Linked DNA regions of Homo sapiens: region 2 is linked to region 1. The links are chromatin contacts, found by Hi-C in ENCODE. All regions are on one chromosome and are shown on one strand. Each heading gives the region's core, a stretch centred on a gene start or an enhancer-like site at or near the end of the contact. The rest is flanking DNA. Distances are from core to core; before and after follow the strand shown.

Evidence for each region. A loop is a pair of places that touch in the nucleus more often than their neighbours do. Pooled maps may share reads with other maps.
Region 2: a pooled map shows a loop between it and region 1 (18-fold over the local background). The contact joins the promoter of MZF1 here to the promoter of KMT5C in region 1. A Hi-C loop is called at or near these places in 7 of 50 pooled maps.

Annotation. Positions count from the first base shown.
Region 1 is chr19:55,337,796-55,344,270 of GRCh38, reverse strand. KMT5C (lysine methyltransferase 5C) reads right to left here and starts at 4,395. Exons shown (of 9, transcript NM_032701.4): 1 at 4,314-4,395; 2 at 2,225-2,477; 3 at 1,891-2,056; 4 at 1,420-1,529; 5 at 428-591; 6 at 274-293. The coding sequence starts at 2,334. RefSeq lists enhancers at 1-435, 4,324-4,393, 4,703-5,476, 5,477-6,251 and silencers at 2,819-2,998, 4,244-4,303.
Region 2 is chr19:58,568,705-58,574,990 of GRCh38, reverse strand. It overlaps MZF1 (myeloid zinc finger 1), which reads left to right and starts at 1,656. Exons shown (of 6, transcript NM_198055.2): 1 at 1,656-1,936; 2 at 3,562-3,997; 3 at 4,464-4,647; 4 at 5,405-5,475; 5 at 5,594-5,714. The coding sequence starts at 3,602. It overlaps MZF1-AS1 (MZF1 antisense RNA 1), which reads right to left. Exons shown (of 6, transcript NR_027334.2): 2 at 5,996-6,078; 3 at 4,534-4,607; 4 at 3,036-3,133; 5 at 2,168-2,413; 6 at 194-2,074. RefSeq lists enhancers at 1,282-1,711, 1,772-1,861, 1,230-2,089, 2,090-2,951.

The sequences.
Region 1 (6,475 bases), core at 3,146-5,645:
CCTGCCTCAGCCTCCCAAGTAGCTGAGACTACAGGCGCCCGCCACCACGCCCGACTAATTTTTTGTGTTTTTAGTAGAGATGGGGTTTCACCGTGGTCTCCATCTCCTGACCTCGTGATCTGCCCACCTCGGCCTCCCAAAGTGCTGGGATTACAGGCATGAGCCACCGCGCCCGGCCGGTGTTTGGCTCTTTACTGACCAAAAACCCTTTCCCCAGGCCACAGGCACCCTTTCTTCCTGCGTGCCCTCTCCTCCCGAGTCCCAAGGCCTTACCTTGCAGTTGGGTTTGCAGTCTGGAGCCAGTTGGGGCAGGAGAGAGAAGAGAGGTAGATGAGCTCGGCAGCTCAGTCGCAGAACCCTCCCACTACACCCCTCCAGCCCTGCCTGGCTCTATCCCGTCCTGCCCATCCACCTGCCTGACCCTCACCATGGTTGATGAAGGCGGCTGGGCCCAGCCACAGCTGAGCACTCCGCTTGCGGGTTGAGTACATGATGCTGAAGTCATTCTCACCGGCCCTCAGCAGCCCCTCATCTGCCTCCCGCAGCTCTGCAATGCAGCCCACCAGCAGCTCCAGCTTCTCATTCTTTTTCCTGCCAAGAGGCCAGGGGGCAGGGCTGTGGGCGATGCCTGGCCTCCTGCAGGTGTTCAGGGGACTCGGGCCTCCGGCACAGAGGCACCCAGGAAGGAGGGACTCCTGGGCGCTGGTGCTGGCTATTGGCGATCCATCTTCCAGATCTCCCTCTTCCCCTCCTGCCTGGGTGGGCTTCCCTGCTCCAGCCCACAGCCCCACAGGACCCTTCTACTGAAAGCCTTCAGGGCAGCACGCACACAGCAGATACAGCCCCCATTCTCTCCCCTCGCTCTCATAGCACCTCCTGCCCCCAAATCCCTCCTGCCTGGACTACCCCCTACTCGCCCCACCAGACCCTCAGGCGGGTGCTTCCCCTGTCAGTGTGAGCCTCGCCCTGGGAGCACTTGCTCATTCCTCACAGCTCCCCTGCAGCATGTACCAGCTGGGACCAGTGACTGCATGTTGACTTGTCTGCCCCCCACCTCCTCACCAGACTGTGAACCCCGCAGGGGCAGGGGCAGGGGCTCCTCATTGCACTCAGGGGTGTTTAACATGTGGTGGGGGCTCAGGTCACAAGGAGGTAAGGACAGCACGGCCCTGACCAGAAGCCTAGTTCTTTCCTGGAAGCCCCAGGAACCCTGGGGTCACATCCGGGGTCTCCTGCTCCAGCGGCACCACGGTAGCCACAAAGGTCTTCCGGGATTAGCCCCACCACCTTCCTAGGATGCCCGGAGGACCAGGCCCCTCGCTTTTCCCCGGTTGGCCAGTCCATGAACAGAGGGTCTCTCTTGTCCCCTCTGAGCTCTGTCTCCTCCAAGGATACCTGCAGGGAGTCCTGCCCTCTTACCAAGCACGAGTGGACACGATCTTGGCCCCGTTGGTCTCCATGGAGTAGCGCGTGCAGGGCAGGATGGTAAAGCCACTTTCCGGCAGGAAGGCACGGAGGTAGCGATAGACCTGGTGAGGGTGAGGGTGGGGGTGAGGAGGCGGGGCAGGGGCATCTTTGGCCCTCTCTCTCCAGGACTCTAGGCCTGCCATGCCACTGACTCACTGTGTGGTCTTGGGGGCCTCATGTTCCCTCTCGGGGCCTCAGTTTCCTCATCCGTCAAATGAAGAGGTTGGACTACATCTCAGAGGGCCCCCCCAACTCTCCTCTCCTAGGATTCTCTGAGCCTTGCCTCAGATGGTCCCAAGGGCTAGGAAGTCAGGGGGCCCCAGGGGCTGCGCTGAGGGACTCTAGAGCGTCTGCCAGGCGGGACCAGGCCCGGTGAGCGGGGAGGACACGCGGTGAGGGCGGGGGAGGGGAGGGCGCCCTCACGTGGGTCTTGAGGGCAGCCTCCTGCCGCGGGCCCCGGCTCTGGAAGTAGCGGGCCGTCCAGCCTCCCAGCGTCAGGGCCCGGTACGCAGCCTCCAGGTCCCGCTGCCTCAGGAAAGTTTCCAGCGCTGAGCGCAGGTGCTGCTGTCGCCGCAGGGGGGGCACAGGGCTGGGGGAGAGGGCATGCCTGGGTCCCAGGGCCTTCCCGGGCCCCGGCCCCAACCCCCACTTGGAGCTGAGGGGAGGACCAGGCTAAGGAGAGGGCCGAGGGGCGGCAGCGGTGCAAGGGGAGGGGTCCTGACCCCTCGGGCCCACCCTCGCCCCCAGGCCACCTCACCTGACGTTCATCTTATGGGTGCGGAAACCGAGGTAGGGGTCCAGGACGAGGCTGGTGGCCAGGTCGTCGTTCTCGCACAGTTCTCGTGCTGTCACTCTGTCGGGCCCCATGGTGCCCTGCGGACCATGCTGCCTCTGGCAGAGAGCAGGAGCAGGTGAGGGCAAGGCAGGCGCGGGGAGCCTGGCTTGGTGCTGACTCCACTCCCACGCTACTCAGAAGCCATGGGGGACGCTGGTGAGCCCCACGATCTCATCTGCAAAATGGGGAGAAAAGCAGTGCTGACTTCACCAGGCCGCTGGCGAAGATGGAATGCAACAAGTACTTCTGAGAGTAGGGAAAGCCCAGAGCCATGTCAGCCATCGCCTTAGCTCTTGCTCTTGCTCCGCAGCGCAGACACAGATCCCCCCTAAACACACAACCCCCACATGCACACCCATGCACACTCAGACTGACACACGCAGATGCCCCTGCCCATATGTACAGAGACCCCCTACACACACACATCTCTTTGGGCCCAGAGAAGGCTGACTGATTGGCAGCCGGGATCACCCTAAAGGCTTAGCACCGTGGGGAGCCGCTTCACCTCTAGCCCTCAAGGAGGAAAAGTCAAAGCTTCCCGCCAGCCCGAGGTCCCGCCCTCCACCCCCACCTCGACCCAGCCTCGGTCTCCGCCCCCTGCCTCCCCGGCAGCCTTCGGGAGTGGTCAGGAGGCTCCGGGTGAAGCCCCAGGCAGCCTGGAGGCGGGTGACGGGAGGGAGGGCAGGGGAGGGATCCCAGCACCTGCTCCCTCTCCAAGGATTCCAGGGGAGGGGGGCTCAGAGGACAAAAGCGGGGGTGGGGAGGGGAGCAAAGGAAGACTATGGGGAGGCAGCACAGGTCAATATTTACAAAAACATTTTTTTAAAGCGGAGCCAGGAGAGAACGGAGAGATGAAGAAAACCACCCAAACCCCTAACCCGGACGGAGGGCCAGCCTCGTCCCCGCACCACGGCGCTCGAGGCTCATCCGCGCCCAGGAGAGGAGGAGATGGGGCAGGGCAAGGAGCGGGAGCTGCAGAGACGGCTGTGGAGGGGTCGGGGACAGACTGCGAGGCTGCGGGAGAGAAAGAGGGGGCGCTGCAGGAGGACGCCAGGGACAGCGGGGAAGCTGGAGAGGGGGCTGGGGGCAAGGAGAGAAACGCACAGCGGTGGGCACGGCAGGGGGCTGTGGGAGGGAGAAGGCTGCAGCCGGGCCTGGGGGCGCTCAGAGGGGTGTGAGGAAGGGATGGGGGTGCCAGGGAGGACAGAGAGCGGGGAATGGCCTAGGGACTCAGGGAGGAGCCAGACGGGAGACCTGGGTCGGGGGGCGGTCCAGGGATGGCGGAGAAGATCCTGGGTGTCCAGTGAGTGAAGGGCCTGAGAGGGCGGACAGGGGCCCAGGGATCCAAACGGGCTTGGTGGGGTCCTGGGGGATCCAGGAAAGGGAGACCCTAGGGAAGGGCCTGGGGACCCAGGGAGGCGCCTGGGTAGGCGGTGAGAGCCCAGGGCAAGGGACCTGGAGGGTCAGAGGCCGACCTCAGGGTCCAGGGAGTGCCAGGAGAGGGACAGAGGGGTCAGGGAGAGGTTCTAGGGCACAGAAAGACCTAGAGGGTCCAGAAGGAGGCCTGGAGGGTGAGAGGAGGTCGGGGATTGGCCCTGGGAGTGCAGGGAGGTCCCGGGGGTGAGAGAAGGGTCAGGGAGAGGCCCTGAGGGTGCAGGGAGAGACCTGGGGGTGCAGGGAGAGGCCTGGAGGGTGAGGTCAGGGAAAGGCCCTGGGGGGTGCAGGGAGAGGCCTGGAGAGTGACAAGAGGTCAGGGAGAGGCCCTGAGGATGCAGGGAGGGCCGTGGACGTAAGAAGGGGGTCAGGGCCCGGGTGAGGAAGCACAGGAAGGAGGCTGCAGTGCCGCGGAGCCCGAGGCCCGGCGAGGGGCCGGGAGACGTGGGCGCCTGGACACGAGGAGGGGCCGGGCGGGGTGGGGGGCAGTCGGGGCAGGGGGCGACTGGGGAGCCAAGGCGGCGCGGGGCTGGGGCCGTGAAGGGGCTCAGAGATCGGGCCCCGCGCCGCCCCTCACCCGCTTCTCCTCCTCCTCCTCAGGCGCCCGCGCCGCCGCCGCCAACACCTCCCACAGCCTCCTTCGGCTCTCGTCAAACACTGTCGCCGCACCTCCCATCTGCTCTCCGGGCCAGCCCCGCCAAGGCCACTGAGGCTTTCTATTGGCCACAGCCACCGCCACTCCTCCGTTGCTACGAAGCTCACGGCGCTCCCATTGGCCAAGCCCCACTCTTTCCCTCCGCGCCCGGCTCTCGTCAATACACAGATAAAACCCCGCCACGCCCCCGCCGCCGTCAAACGCCGCGAACTGTTGTCAGTGGTTCACATCGCTGTCCTTTAGTCGCTGCCATGGAGACTTGTCCCGCCTTCGCTCACACTGGGGCTCGAAATCGACGCACTCATTGGCCGAAAGCGCAGTCTCTCCGGGCGAAACTCGGTTTGGGTCGGGTTATTCAGGTCCAAGTGGAAAGAGGGCGGGCTCTGCCAGCTCCAGTAGTCGTATATGATTGCCTGGCCTTGGGACAGCTCCTCTTTCCATTGGGTAAGGCCTCCGTCCATCACCATAGAGTCGCGGCCTCCCTCTTCTATTTCTCCGAGGAAAGCTTCGGCCACAGGAGGGAGAAAGCCAGACCCGGCGGGAGGGAGGCGGTGAATGCGCGCGCACCGCCATCCCTCTCCCCTCCCGCCCCGCGAGGCCTGCGGTTACCAAGGCGACGAAACTTTATTGACAGCTCTGCCTGGCTACAAAGGGCTCCTCAGTCTCTCTCCCTCCCTCCCCGTTTACACCGTTGCGTTTTGGGAGTATCCACACGCACTCTGTGGGACCTTCCCGCGATATGAACGGGGTCGGATGGAGGGAGGGGAGGCTGAGGGAGGAGTGGGGACTTTTGAGACAAGCCCTGACTCCTGGGGCGCTCCCCTGGGGCACCCCCTAATTGGGATCACCCCCCCTACCTCAATCCTAGAGGCAAACGTAACTAACAATTCATCATAATTACGCCGAGAATAATAAGCTCCACACTCAGAACAGGCGGTCTTTGTTTGCTTGTTTGTTTGTTTCGCCACAGCCATTCTTCCCTTAACGACACTGATACCATCTGGGCAGTGCGTGCTCAGGCGATGTCGTCATCCTGCCAGCATCCTAGAGCAACATCACTCACACCTACGTGGCAGGGCTGCTGGCACCTGGGCTGTAAGGTGGCCGGCGGCTCCTGGGCCACACAGCTGTGCAGCATGTTACTGTCCGGTAACACAATGTAGGCGCTTGTGTGTCTACACATATAGGATCACTGTCAGACATGCGCTCCACTGTACAGCTATAGATCGTGGGCACTTAAAACAATGCATGCCACAGAGTAGGTGCTGTTTTGGTGTGCTGTTTTTGGTGTTTTGGTGTGTGTGTGTGTGTGTGTGTGTGTGTGTGTGAGAGAGAGAGAGAGAGAGAGAGAGAGAGAGAGAGAGAGAGAGAGAGAGAGACAGAGACAGAGTATCGCTCTCTCGCCCAGGCTAGAGTGCAGTGGAGTGATCTCGGCTCACTGCAGCCTCTGCTTCCCAGGTTCAAACGATTCTCCTGCCTCAGCCTCCCAAGTAGCTGGGATTACAGGCATGCACTACCACCCCTGGCTAATTTTTTTTTAGACAGAGTTCCCTCTTGTTGCCCAGGCTGGAGTGGAATGGTGCGATGTCGGCTCACTGCAACCTCCGCCGCCCAGGTTCAAGCGATTTTCCTGCTTCAGCCTCCCAAATAGTTGGGATTACAGGCATGCACTACCATGCCCGGCTAATTTTTTTTTTTTTTTTTTTTTTTAGTAGATACGGGGTTTCACCATGTTGGTCAGGCTGGTCTCGAACTCCTGACCTCAGGTGATCCACCCACCTCAGCCTCCCAAAGTGCTGGGATTACAGGCATGAGCCACCATGCCTGGCCTGTATTGTGTTTTGAGACAGGGTCTTCCTCTGTTGCCCAGGCTGGAGTGCAGTGGTGCAAGGATGGCTCACTGCAGCCTCGACCTCCTGGGTTCAAGCGATCCTACAGCCTCAGCCTCCTGAGTAGCTGGGACCACAGACGCATGCCACCATGCTCGGCTAATCCTTTAATTTTTGTAGAGACAGGGTCTCTCTAGGGGCTCATTCAAGTGATGCTCCCTTCTTTTTTTTTTTTTTTGAGAGAGGGTCTTGCTC
Region 2 (6,286 bases), core at 407-2,906, 3.2 Mb before region 1:
TTAGCCGGGATGGTCTCGATCTCCTGACCTCGTGATCCGCCCGCCTCGGCCTCCCAAAGTGCTAGGATTACAGGCGTGAGCCACCGCGCCCGGCCACTATTTTCTTTTTCCCTGTTTGTCCCCTAGCCCGGAGAACAGGTTCCCTTCAGACTGCCAAATATAATTTCAAAACAGTTAAAAACATGACTCTCAGTGAGCATGTGTCAAAAGATTTATTTACCGTACTGAGGGAAGCAGCAAGATGATTCTAGGAAGACAGGAAAGGAAGAATAAACACTGGCCGGCCGCGGTGGCTCACACCTGTAATTCCAGCAATTTGGGAGGCCGAGGTGGGCGGATCACCAGAGGTCTGGAGGTCAAGACCAGTCTGGCCAACATGGTAAAACCCCATCTCTACTAAAAATACAAAAATCAGCCGGGTGTGGTGGAGCAGCCTGCAGTCCCAGCTACTCGGGAGGCTGAGGCAGGAGAATCGCTTGAACCTGGGAGACGGAGGTTGCAGTGAGCCGAGATCGTGCCACTGCACTCCAGTCTGGCAACAGCGAGACTCCGTCAAAAAAAAAAAAAAAAAAAAGAAAGAAAGAAAAAGAAAAACACTGAAATAAAAGCACAAAGTTGGATACAAAACTGCTTAGTGAGCTACAAAGCGATACACTGGACAGAAAGCATTTGCAACCTATCAACCTGTACAGGGTAGCATATAACTGGACAGCATCTGGACTCCTAAGTTTTCCTAACAGTTTTACCTCGGATTCTCCCTGTCTCTCTTCGTGCTGTCATCTTTCTCTAGGTCTTCGAAAACTGTCAATCCATCTTACTGTATCTCTAATTTCTGTCCCTTTTCTCCCTTCTTGTTTCTGTCCCTCTCCCTTCTTGTCTACCTCTTGAGTCTGGATATCTGCATTTCTTGTCTCTGTGAACCCATTCTGCGTTTCCTTCTTTGTGTCTCTTTCATCTGCATCCCTTTCTGATCTGCCTCTCTCTTGCTAACTGTTCTGACACCTGTTTGCCCGGCCCTGACCCTCTGATCCACTCAGCCCTCTTATAACTTGGACCCGTGTCTCTATGTTTGTTCACTTATTTTCACTGTCTCTCCTCGCGTCGAGTCTCCGGTCCTCCCAGTCTGTGAGTCTGTCTCTCTGTCTCTCTCTCTCTTCCTCCCGCCGGTCCTTCGTCTCTCTTTGCCCTTGAGTCTCTGGTCTCTCTCCGTCTCTCCTCGCTGTTTCTATCGATCGGCATCTCTCTGCCCCAGTACCCTTCCCCACCTCTTCATCCCACATGCCCCATTGCATTTTCAACGCCCGCCGCGTCTCCGGGTTACCCAGGCGATGTCGAGTCGTGTCCCCAGGTTACCATGGAGACGTTCAGGGCCCGCCCCTCGCCCATGATCACAGAGGAACGTCATCGCGCCGCGCGCGCACGTACACACGAAGGGCCTGCTGACTACATCTGCCGGAAAGCATCGGGCCAAGCCTTTCTCCATTTTGCGGTCTAGGAAGTAGCAGAGGCCCCTTCCTGTAGGGAGTTGCCATGGAGACGCGGTGGGGCACCGACGGAGTTCTAATGACGGCCGTGATTGGTGCAGGATCCTGCTAATCTCAGGAAGGCCCGTAGAGAAGTGAGGAAAACGTGGTGGGGGGCATGCGCGATCTGGTAGGCGGTGCTGCCGTCTGTTGTACCTGAGAGGCTTGCGCATGCCGACGCACGGATTCGAGGCGGGGAGCATGGGAAGAAGCGGCCAGGAGTATGACCTGATCATTGCGACCACCGCTAGGGGAAGGGAGGAGAGGGTGTAGAAACGGGGACGAGGGTGGGGGAAGGGCAAGGAGGCGCTCGAGCTGGTGCGCGGAGCATCCTGGGAGACGTAGTCCAGCGGGAGGGGGAAGTCGAAGACTGCGCGTGCTCAGGAGCGCGGAGCGGCCCGCTGAGCGCAGAGGTGAGGGCGGGGTCCTCTTAACCGGGAGGGCTATCGTGTGGACGGGGGCGGTGGCTGCAGACTCGGGGATTCCGGCTCCCCAGTGAGACCGGAAGCGCGGGGAACGAATCCGGGCAGTCCTTGCGGGAGCGCCCAGGGCTAGAGCGAGAGGCTTGTCAATCACTACTCGTTGCCACGACGACAGGCTTTGGGAGCCCCGCCCCCGGTTGCCTAGGCGTCGTCTGGACCTACCTTGGCACCCTGGAGCGGAAGTTGCCGCCTGGACTTCTGGGAAGTGTATTTCGGGACCCTCCGTAGGTACCTGCCATCTTGGCTATGACCCAAGTCTCTCCCAGGGTTTCAGGTTGACTTGGCACCTTGAAGAGTGGAGGCTTGGCCCCCAGGATGAGGCGGCCCTCGAAATCGATGCCACCCACGGGGGAATGATTCTGCGGTGCCATCCCCTTCATAAACGCAGATTCCTTCCTAAAGCCGCAGCTGCAGAAGGAACAGCGCGAGGAGGGAGGTCAGCCCCACTTGCAAATGGGGAAACAAGTTCTCGAAGGCACAGTGATCTGAAGATGGGCGGAATCAGAGTCTCGGGACTTCCTTGCAGGCTCCTGTTCCGGCAGTCTTGGAGCCTTTGCCGCCCCCCCACCCATTGCGAAGCTCCCCCATCCCCTTCCAACCCCAGCTAAATCAGGAAGCTGAGATGGGGCATTGCGTAGTGTGATGTTGGGCTTAGAAGATGGGGCTGAGTAGGGAGAGAGGGTGCTGCCTGGGAGCTGAGCCATACAAGTGACTGCACAGGTTGACATGGAGGATTAGGTGGAGTGAGGCTTCCAAGCAGGGAGGGGAATGATGGTGGGGCCCAAATGAGGAGCCACATCGAAGTAGATGAGAGAATAGAAGGTGAAGTAAGGGCTGGCGTTGGGTAGGGGGAGACGCCAGCAGTGATGCTGATGCCCAGGCTGTAGGTGTATAGGTGCCATCCACCTGGTAAAGAGAGAGCTGTAGCGCAGGAATGAGGTTGCACATGTAGAAGAAGGGAAGGATACAGGGGAGAGAAGTGTCTTCTAGTCCTAAAAAACAGCCTGTGGGCTGGCATGGTGGAACAAACCTGTAAGTCCCAGCACTTCGGGAGGTCAAGGTAAGAGGATCATCTGCTTGAGCCCAGGAGTTCAAGAACAGCCTAGGCAACATAGTAAGATCCCATCCCTACAGAAAAATTAAGAAATTAGCCGGATGTCGTGGCACACACCTGTTGTCTCAGCTACTTGGGAGGCCGATCTCTGGAGCCCGGGAGGTCAAGTCTGCAGTGACGCATGATCTCGCCACTGCACTTCAGCCTGGGCAACTGACTGACAGCATGTCTCAAAGAAAAGAAAAAAAAGCCTGTGTTTGGAGCAGGGAGACTGTCAGAGACTTTGCACAGGCCCAAGCGGAGAGAAGACCAGGGATACAGGTGGCTAAGGGAGGGCTTCCAGCTGCATAAGTCTGTGGGTTGTAGATGGCCTTTCTTTGCCTGTTTCCTCATCTGCCTTCCACATGGGGTAGGTCTGAGGATCAAACGGTACAGCATAGACTAGGCAGTGAAGCATTCACTGTACTCCTTTTGCAACAGCCTCATCCTATTTCTTCACCAGGGGCAGACACTGGCCTCAGATACCTGACCTGGTACCCTCTATGAGGCCTGCGGTGCTGGGCTCCCCAGACCGAGCACCCCCAGAAGATGAGGGGCCTGTCATGGTGAAGCTAGAGGACTCTGAGGAGGAGGGTGAGGCTGCCTTATGGGACCCAGGCCCTGAAGCTGCACGCCTGCGTTTCCGGTGCTTCCGCTATGAGGAGGCCACAGGGCCCCAAGAGGCCCTGGCCCAGCTCCGAGAGCTGTGTCGCCAGTGGCTGCGTCCAGAGGTACGCTCCAAGGAGCAGATGCTGGAGCTGTTGGTGCTGGAGCAGTTCCTGGGCGCACTGCCCCCTGAGATCCAGGCCCGTGTGCAGGGGCAGCGGCCAGGCAGCCCCGAGGAGGCTGCTGCCCTAGTAGATGGGCTGCGCCGGGAGCCGGGCGGACCCCGGAGATGGGTGAGTGAGTGTCCACGAGTGGGGTTCAGGACTGGAGCATCATCCAGCTCGGCCTCACCCTGGGCAGCACCACGCTTTGCCAGACACACGTTCTCCCTTGTGGTACAGAAGTGGCCACCTGCAACAGAGACCCTGTGCAAGGCTGCCCAGGGCAGAGGGATTCCAGGGCCAGACTCCCCAGCCCATTCCTGCATCACCTGCAGTCACGTGGACATAGGAGCTGCAGGCTAGGGGAATATGGGGAAGGTACTGGAAGGCCACGATGTCAGAGCAGGGGAGGGACTGCAGGTGGTCCCTTCATTCTTTGCTCAGGGCCTAGGGGAGGTAGGTCCTTGGAGGACCTAGTCAGTAGGTATTTACAAGGCAGGCCCCTGGGATCCTACAGTGGGATGGGCACCCACAAACCCCAGGTTGCGGCCAGCCTTACTCTCTGGTAGGACTTCTGATGGTGGGGGCACCTCCCCAGGTCACAGTCCAGGTGCAGGGCCAGGAGGTCCTATCAGAGAAGATGGAGCCCTCCAGTTTCCAGCCCCTACCTGAAACTGAGCCTCCAACTCCAGAGCCTGGGCCCAAGACACCTCCTAGGACTATGCAGGAATCACCACTGGGCCTGCAGGTGAAAGAGGAGTCAGAGGTTACAGAGGACTCAGGTGAGGGCATGCACGGTGGGCGCGCCTAAGGTCTGGTTGGGTGGGCCAGGGAACCTGGCCTGAGCAGTCAGTCTGAAGTCCACTGGGCCAGGTTTGTTATAAATGGAATGGTTTCCATCTGCCAGCAGCCCCCACATTCTACCCAGTCAGGTCTCCCCTCCACCGCAGCCAGTGCTGTCACTACCCCTCACACACCAAGCCTGACTGCCACAGCCCTGTACCCACGAACCCCATGGCATGGAGCAGGCTGTTGGGGTTTCCCAGTACAGATGGCATGTGGTGTTCAGTCCCCAAGGAGATGCGTTAGGCAATATGTGCTTGTCACTGGGGAACAGACAGCAGGCAGAGGTATAATTAGGAGCTGCTGAGGGAGGACCTCGTAGTGTTAGGGGTATGACCCCTTTCACCTCCCAGGCAGGGCACCTGAACTAGCTGCTCACACCCTGCCATTCCTATGTGGACCCTTGTACAATACCTCTGACCCCCGCTGACCACCTTGCCCCATGGTTCACATACGGCTACAGGGGCACAAACCTCAGCCCATCTCATCCCACTGCAGCTCAACCCCTGGCCTTCCAGGGTACTCTGCTTCACCCAGCCCCTGAGCTGGGCCCTCAGCTACCCTGCACTGCCCTCCCCAACCCAAGCCCACAACCAAGAATCCCACCTCTCTGCATCCCAGCACCTGGCACACCACTAAGAAGGGCAGTGGGGTGGAAACTCACTCAGGCTGCCTGATACCAGTTTTCCTCTCTAGATTTCCTGGAGTCTGGGCCTCTAGCTGCCACCCAGGAGTCTGTACCCACCCTCCTGCCTGAGGAGGCCCAGGTAAGTCCTGCCCAGGTCCATGTTCTCCTCCTTTCCCTGGAAGTTGCTGGGTGGGGTCAGGTAGGTCCCTCCCTGAGCCCAGCCAGGCACAGAGGAGCAGTGACCACTGTGATTTCAGAGATGTGGGACCGTGCTGGACCAGATCTTTCCCCACAGCAAGACTGGGCCTGAGGGTCCCTCATGGAGGGAGCACCCCAGGGCCCTGTGGCATGAGGAAGCTGGGGGCATCTTCTCCCCAGGTAAGTGAGATGGGGTGTGGTGGGACTAGGCCTTCCGCATGGACAGCACCATCTCTGCCGACCCCACTCCTGGCCCTACGCAGGCAGCCCTCTTACTCCAGCATCCCCAAGTTCCCCCATTCCCTAGATCATCCCCTATAAGGTTCAACCTCCTCTAGCATCTTCTGCCCTCAAAAAAAGCCACCCACCACTACCACTGATCCCACAGCCCCTCTACTTTCTAGAAACTCCCCACCCTAGTAAAACCTTTTGCAAGCAGGGCGAGTATTCCCCGTACCCACATTCTCTCCCAGTCCTGGTATCCTGGATGGCCTCCTGGGCTTGCATCCTGCTGGTCAGGCATCAGGACAGGTAGGGCTGGGACCTGACAAGGACAGCAGGTTAGTAGACAGAGCAGGTGGGCAGGAGGGACCTTGACACAGGATAGGGATCCTGCCCAATCATCGAAGCATTACGGACCAGAGGCCCCCTGCCATCTACCTCTCAGCCACCACCTTTGTCTGGCATCATCCAGGCTCCTCCTACAACCCATCTTCTGTTATGTTCCTTCCTGTTCCTGAGACCCAGGGTCT